2 separate regions of the Homo sapiens genome follow, and region 1 is linked to region 2. A link is a contact called in ENCODE Hi-C or POLR2A ChIA-PET data. All regions are on one chromosome and are shown on one strand. The core of a region is the stretch at or near the end of the contact, and the rest is flanking DNA. Distances in the headings are between cores, read along the strand shown. Region 1 holds the start of ZNF398 (zinc finger protein 398). Region 2 has its middle 29 kb from the start of EZH2.

The links. Hi-C counts contacts between places; a loop is a spot of excess contacts on that map. ChIA-PET counts read pairs that join two places held with the same protein, here RNA polymerase II (POLR2A). Pooled maps may share reads with other maps.
Region 1: a pooled map shows a loop between it and region 2 (2.9-fold over the local background). The contact joins the promoter of ZNF398 here to the enhancer-like site in region 2. A Hi-C loop is called at or near these places in 1 of 50 pooled maps. POLR2A ChIA-PET finds 5 or more read pairs at or near these places in 4 of 52 experiments (H1, HEK293, HEK293T and 1 more).

Annotation. Positions count from the first base shown.
Region 1 is chr7:149,146,121-149,149,330 of GRCh38, reverse strand. ZNF398 (zinc finger protein 398) reads right to left here and starts at 1,878. Exons shown (of 6, transcript NM_170686.3): 1 at 1,565-1,878. The coding sequence starts at 1,588. LOC107986856 (a long non-coding RNA gene) reads left to right here and starts at 1,970. Exons shown (of 2, transcript XR_007060581.1): 1 at 1,970-2,348; 2 at 2,979-3,210. RefSeq lists silencers at 964-1,013, 1,154-1,303, 1,598-1,769, 1,434-2,073 and enhancers at 1,379-1,952, 2,384-2,433, 2,527-3,100, 3,101-3,210.
Region 2 is chr7:148,911,543-148,914,997 of GRCh38, reverse strand. No RefSeq gene overlaps it. Among named protein-coding and RNA genes, the nearest start is that of EZH2, 29 kb to the right of the region's middle. Within about 2 kb of position 1,802, at least 4 of the 41 ENCODE cell types and tissues checked have a DNase peak (open chromatin) inside an H3K27ac peak, as active enhancers do.

The DNA of each region.
Region 1 (3,210 bases), core at 629-3,128, 230 kb before region 2:
ACCGGCAAGGCAGAAGTTGCAGTGAGCCCAGATGGCGCCACTGCACTCCAGCCTGAGGGACAGAGTGAGACTCCACCTCAAAAAATAAATAAATAAATAAATTGATGACATGTTGAAATAATATTTTGCATATATTGAGTTAGATATATAATTAAAATTAATTTCATCTATTTATTTTTTAACTTCTCAAAAATTTTTTTTATTTTAGAGACGCGGTGTGGACTGCCTCGAACTCCTGGACTCAAGTGATTCTTCCGCCTCAGCCCCCGGCCTAGCTGGGACTACAGGCGTGCACAACACAGCGCCTGGCTTTTTACTTTTTAAACGTGACGCCTAGAGAATTTAAGCAGGGGTGTCCAATCTTTTGGCTTCCCTGGGCCACACTGGAAGAACTGTCTTGGGTCACACATAAAATACTGATCATGATAGCTGATGAGCTAAAAAAAAAAAAAAAAAAAAAAAAAAAAGACAAAGAAAAAGGTCCGTGCATAAATCTCATGATGTTCTAGGAAAGTTTACGAATTTGTGTTGGGCCGCATTTAAAGCAGTCCTAGTCCGCATGCGGCCTGGGGGCCGCGGGTTGGACAAGCTTGATTTAGAGTTTTGTATGCGGCTTCCCTTATATTTCTATTAGCCAGGACTGGCACAACACAGGATCATCGCTACCATCCCACCTATACACAAAAAAAAAGGTTGGAAAAAAGAAAAACAGGTCCAAGAGTGGAGGTGGCACTTCCCTCTGCTCTACCCCCTACCCATCGCTGCTCTTCCTCCTTTTCCCAGTCACCCCTCATGTGCCAGGGTGGCTCCTGACCCAGTACAATTGCTCTCCTAGAGGTGACCAAAGACCTCTTGGGTGGCAAATGCGATCAGTGCTTTCCCCGCGGCCTGACCGTCCCCTTCTCATTCTACGGGGCTGCGTGCAGGCGCGGCCCGGTCGCCTCGGTCGCCCTGGCAACTGGCCGCTGCCGGCCCCCGCAGGCCTTGGCAAACACCCGCGAATGAACCGCCACGCACGCGAGGCCACTCCAGCCTCCGGGTCCGCACCATTCATTCGGCAGCTATTTCGGGAGGGCCTCCCGCGTGTCCCGAGTCCGGTGCCGGGAGCCCAGGCGTCACGCAGCGCGGCGGGAATGCGCCTCCGCACACTTAAATGCCGCCCGCGCCACCGCTCAGATTGCTGGTGACGAACGCTCCCGCGGCCGCGAGAATGGCTGACGGCTCCCCAGCCCAACCCCGCTGCGCGTCTGGCGGGCAGGCGTGGGGCTGACACGCAGCAGGCACCCCCTCGACTTCAACCCAACTGCAGGGCCCCGGGTCTCATAGCTGCCTGCGAGTGCCCCTCAGACCTGCGGCCCAGCCTGGTGTCCCCGGGTGGGCGGTTTCACACCCACCCGCTAAGTCCCCTCACGCGAGGCTGCAGCCGCCAAGCACGGGCGACAGGCGACGTGGCCGGCGGGACCCGAGAACGGCGCCTATGCCTGGCAGCTCCCTGCCCGCCCGCCTTCCTCCCTCGGGGTCTGGGTCTCGGGGGCTCACAACACTCGCGCGCGGCCGCCCTTACCGGGGCCGGGGCCGCCTCAGCCATGGCCCTGCGCTGTCTAGCCCGGGCCTCGGAAGTCGCCGCCGCTGCCGCCGCTGCCACCGCGCCCGGCTCCAAGCAGGCCCGGCCGCCGGGTCCTCTCCACAGGCGGCGCCGACCCGGCCCTGCCTTCCCCGCACGGACGGGACTCACGCGGCCGTCGGGGCTCGGGACGCGCAGGAACGCGGCGGAGGCGCGGTGCAGCAGGCGGCGGATCAAGCTGGGGTCGCGAGGCCGACTCCGCCGCACTCCACCCGCAGCGGCCCCTCAGCTGGCGCTTTGTGGGCAGCGAGTGCACCGGGAACCGCGCGGGCCTAGACGCGCCGCAGGCTCGCGCTGCCCAGCCACCGCGGCCAGCGCGCCCCCTGCCGGCCCCTGCGGCCAGCGCCCCCCGCGTCGCCTCCGCCCCTCCCCCCCAGCTCTTGGGCTTCGGTGTGGGGAGGGTTGTTATTTGGGGCCCACGTGTGTTCCGCTTTCTCACATTCCCACGAGAAGGTTCAGCTCACCGCAGTTTAGGACCCAGCCGCAAAGCCGGGCTCATTCTGGGGAGTGATTTTCTTCACGGAGGCTCGATACGCAGGCGCCGTCTGCAGGCAACAGCTTCTGCTGAAGGGCAGCCGTATTTAGAACAGCGGAAATGTGCAGGGTGAGAGTAAGGGGGACACGGCTGAAGGGAGCCTATGGGTGGAATGAGTGACGGAGAGGCACAATTTTGGAATGAAGAAGATATAGATCATTTGCGGAAATTACAAATGTGGTTGCCAAGGTGAGGCGGTTCAGGTCCCACGCGGCCTGTGTTGGGATCAATAATATTTTAAGGTCTCCTTCACATCTCGGATTATTGACTCTCCGGGGCCTGGTCTGGAAATAGGATTCTTAATTTTTGTTTATTTATTTATTTAGAGACGGAGTCTCACTCCGTCGCCCAGGCTGGAGTGCAGTGGCGGGATCTCGGCTCACTGCAACCGCCTTCCGGGTTCAACCGATTCTCCTGCCTTTGCCTCCCAAGTAGCTGGGATTACAGGCATGTACCACCATGCCCAGCTAATTTTTTTTTTTTTAAGTGGAGACGGGGTTTCACCATGTTGGCCAGGCTGGTCTGAAACTCCTGACCTCAAATGATCCACCCGCCTTGGCCTCCCAAAGTGCTAGGATTACAAGCGTGAGCCATTGCGCCCGGCCTTATTTATTGATTTATTTAGAGACAGTCTCCCTCTGTCGTCCAGGCTGGAGTGCAAGTGGCACAAACAAGGCTCACTGCAGCCTTAAACTGCTGGGCTCAAACGATCCTTCCCCTCAGCCTGCCCGAGCATCTTGGACTACAGGCGCAGCTACCAAGCCCGGCTAATGTTTTATTTATTTGTATTTATTTATTTACTTATTTATTTTTCTGTAGAGACAGGGTCTCGCTATGTTGCCCAAGCTGGAGGAAGTGGAATTCCTGAGAGCAGCAGAGATCGAGCTTGGGGTTACGGTTTGCTGCGTCTGAGCAAAAGGACCTGCGAGAACAGGCCGAGCGCAGTGGCTCACGCCTGTAATTCCAGCACTTTGGGAGGCCGAGGCGGGCAGATCACCTGAGTTCCAGACCAGCCTGGCCAACATGGTGAAACCCCGTCTCTACTAAAAAA
Region 2 (3,455 bases), core at 553-3,052:
TCCCATTTGTTCACGGGTATTAAATAAAAATGATCAGGGAGGAGGGGAAAAGACGATTCACAAAGGAGCTTCTAGTCTGAGTTATAAGGTAGCCACAGTGCAGTCAGCTCAGGCATTGGCAGGAACTACTGGGGGGATGTCACCCAACAAATTCCACCTTCACCTTAAAAAGTAACTGTCCAGCTGGTCCTTGCCTTCCTGTCCAGACCCGGAGCAGTGGGGCCCATGCACCTGGCACCTGACTTGCTGCAGGGAACCACAACAGCGTGTTCCTGTTCTAGGAACTGGGAGAGGGGTGAAGGGTGGCTGTGGGCCCAGCTGGAATGCTGGCCTCAGTGGAGGAGGTGCAGAAATGCCTGGGCAAGGCCAGGGGCAGACCCTCCCATCAGCGGGGAAAGGCCCTTGGCAGGTGGCACCAGAGGGGGCCACATGGTAGTGTGCCCAAACAGGGGCCCAATAAAGTCTTTACTTCCCTAGCTCTCTTTCTTGAGAATACTTCCCTCTGTGTCATAATTGGAATGTGTGAGTCATGCTCTCAATCTCCGAAAACTCAGTGCTCTTGGTTTGTCTGAGTCCGCAGCAGGTGCTGCGGGGGAGGCTGCGGGAAGCTGAGGACTTGCAGCCACTGAGGCCAGAGCTTCCCTGGACAGCACCGAGGCATGAACGGCATTGCACCGAAGACAGGGCTGGGTGGGGAGAGGTATGGCTACAGAACACACCTGTTAACTACCGGTAGCTTTCTGGGGGCAGAATCTGTCTGTCTCAAGCCCCCCAGGATTGCAGCCACCTCTCCCATCGCAGTCCCGCCACTGCTTCTGCTGCCAGGCAGGGCCTGGAGATATGGCTCTTGGCCACCTTTAGTACACAAGGTGCAGGCAGGCCCTGATAATGAAGAGAATTAAGACAGTTTCTCTCCCACAGACACTCACAGCCTAGACGAGGAGATGAACCATCAACAAATAATTTAACAAAGATTTGGGAACAGAGTGGCAGAAGCTATTCCTCTGCCCAGGAACAAAGAATCATTCCTTTCTGTTTCCATGTGGGCTCCTGACACAGATACTCAACAAGCAGAGCCAACATGATTGATCTTACGCCCTGATTATGTGGCAAACATGTTTGCATTTTACGATTGTTCATTTTAATTCGTATTATCAGGTTTTGCTACCATGGCAGAACATAACGGTCTTAAACCCTGCATGTTAATCCCAGTTATCCAAGACTTCCCATGATACACTATAAAAATGTCTTTTTACCCCGCACATGCTTATGTCACTATCTTATATCTTATACAATGTGCCTTTCATTTCTAAAAGCAATTCATTCACATAAATGTTCCTGCAGATTGTTAAAGCCTTAGACTCTGGGACCAGGCATAATTGGAGAACGAATCAGATGTATGTTTCAAAGAAACAACCCCAACACATATCCAAACGACATTTAAGATTTCTTCCTATTTCACAGGAGATGACTTACGAGTGAACACTCACCCTTTTTTGGTATGTTAGTCTCATATTACCTTTTGCTATTAAACCAGGCATGGGTACACTTTCCAGGGCTGAGCTTTATTGCACATGAGCCCTGTGACTCAACTTTGCCATAACCAGGTATTTTGGGGGCTTTTAAAAGTATGAAGACATTGCTAAGATTAGTAAAAACAGAACCTTCAAAGTCATGAACACTGAAAGTACAGAAATAAATCATTTTAGCTTTTGATGGTTTGATGAAACTTTCTATTCACTGGCTTCCTAATTCATAAGCATCAAAGTAAAGGAAATTGTGGTGACATGATTTTGCAGTCATAATTTCTGAGCCTCAGAAATGCATTCAGCTGAATCGAATGTAGTATCTTTCTTTTAATTTGAAATGGGTAAAATACAGATCCACAGTTTAAGAATCAAATTCAGTTTAACAATTGGAAAGAACCTTTGAGAAACTGTGTTCCAAACACATTTTACAGGTGAATACTATCAGAATACAACCGGTTGAGGACCAGGCAGGCCCCTTAACTTCCCCAGGGCTCAGCTTCCTGATCTGTAAAGTTAGGGGCTGGGCTGTATGAACCCCTAAATCCCGTTTCACCTCAAACGTATTTCAGGATTCTAGTAAAAAGGTGCTGAATGAACGAAGCTAATCCCGAGAGAGACTTGGATTTGCCTGAGATCATGCAGTTAGTCAGGGACAGACACACATCCTCTGACTCCCGGCCATTGCTCTTTATAGAGAACAGGTTTAGAGTAAAGATCTTGAATTAAAAAAAAAATTACACAGAGATTAATGAACAGAACACCTTATAAAAAAAAAACAACACACAACTCTATATGAAAACCAAGTCACGCAAACTTCTGAGCAATATGTTTCAGTAACCTGCACTTTTAAATCATAGACTGGCAGCTATGATTTAAGCACCCTTAGACATCCAGCTTGTGTCCCTGGCATGACCAGGTATGCACTGGAGGAATGTCAGCCAGTGTACTGGCTTCTTCTGTTACATCATGAACTTCTCCAAAATGGAGAGACAACAATTCATTATACCATGATCTCTCATTATAGATTGAATTGTATCCCCCAAAACGACATGTTGAGGCCCTGACCTCCACTACTGTATCTGTGAAGGGGACCTTATTTGGAAATAGGGTCTTTGTGATGTAATCAAATTAAGATGAAGTCATTGGGGGGTGGGGGTGCTAATCCAGTATGACTGATGTCATTATAAGAAGAGGGAAATTTGGACACAGGGAGAAGACGGCCACATGAAGATTGAGGCAGAGATTGGAGTGATGCTGCCACAAACTAGGGAATGCCCGGGGCTACCAGAAGCTGCAACAGACGAAAAAAGGGTCCTCCCCTAGAGCCCTCAGAAAGAGCATGGTCCTGCCAACACCTTGATTTTAGACTGTTAGCCTTTAGAACTGTAACACAATGAAATCGTGCTGTTTTAAGCCACACAGCGTGATACCTTGTTATAGCAGCTCCAGCAAACAAATACACCTCTCATGTCTCTGTTGGGTTGACTGGGCTCACTGGAGTCCTTCTCACTCAGGGTACTGCAGAGAGTGGCTGGAGCTGGCATCACCTGAAGGCTCAACAGGGCTGCATCCAAGATGATGCACTCACATGGCTGCAGTTGATGCCGTCACTGGCTGGGGGCTCAGCTAGGGTGTGGACCAGCTCATGGCCTCTCTGTGGTGTGGAATTATCAAAGCATGGCAGTGTCACTCCAAAGAGGCAGGAAGTAGAGACTGCTGTGCCAGTAAGGCCCTGGCTGGGAATGGGTGTGGCATCTGTTCTGCTACCTTCTATTAGTCAAACCCATTAAGGAGGTGTAGCAAGGTGAATGCAGAAAAGCATGTGAGTTGGGAGAAAGTGCTGAGCCATGATTGGAACATACAATCCAGCTCAACAATGTTTAATAGGATAAGTGAATGTGAACCTACTAGAAATCATGTAATTCA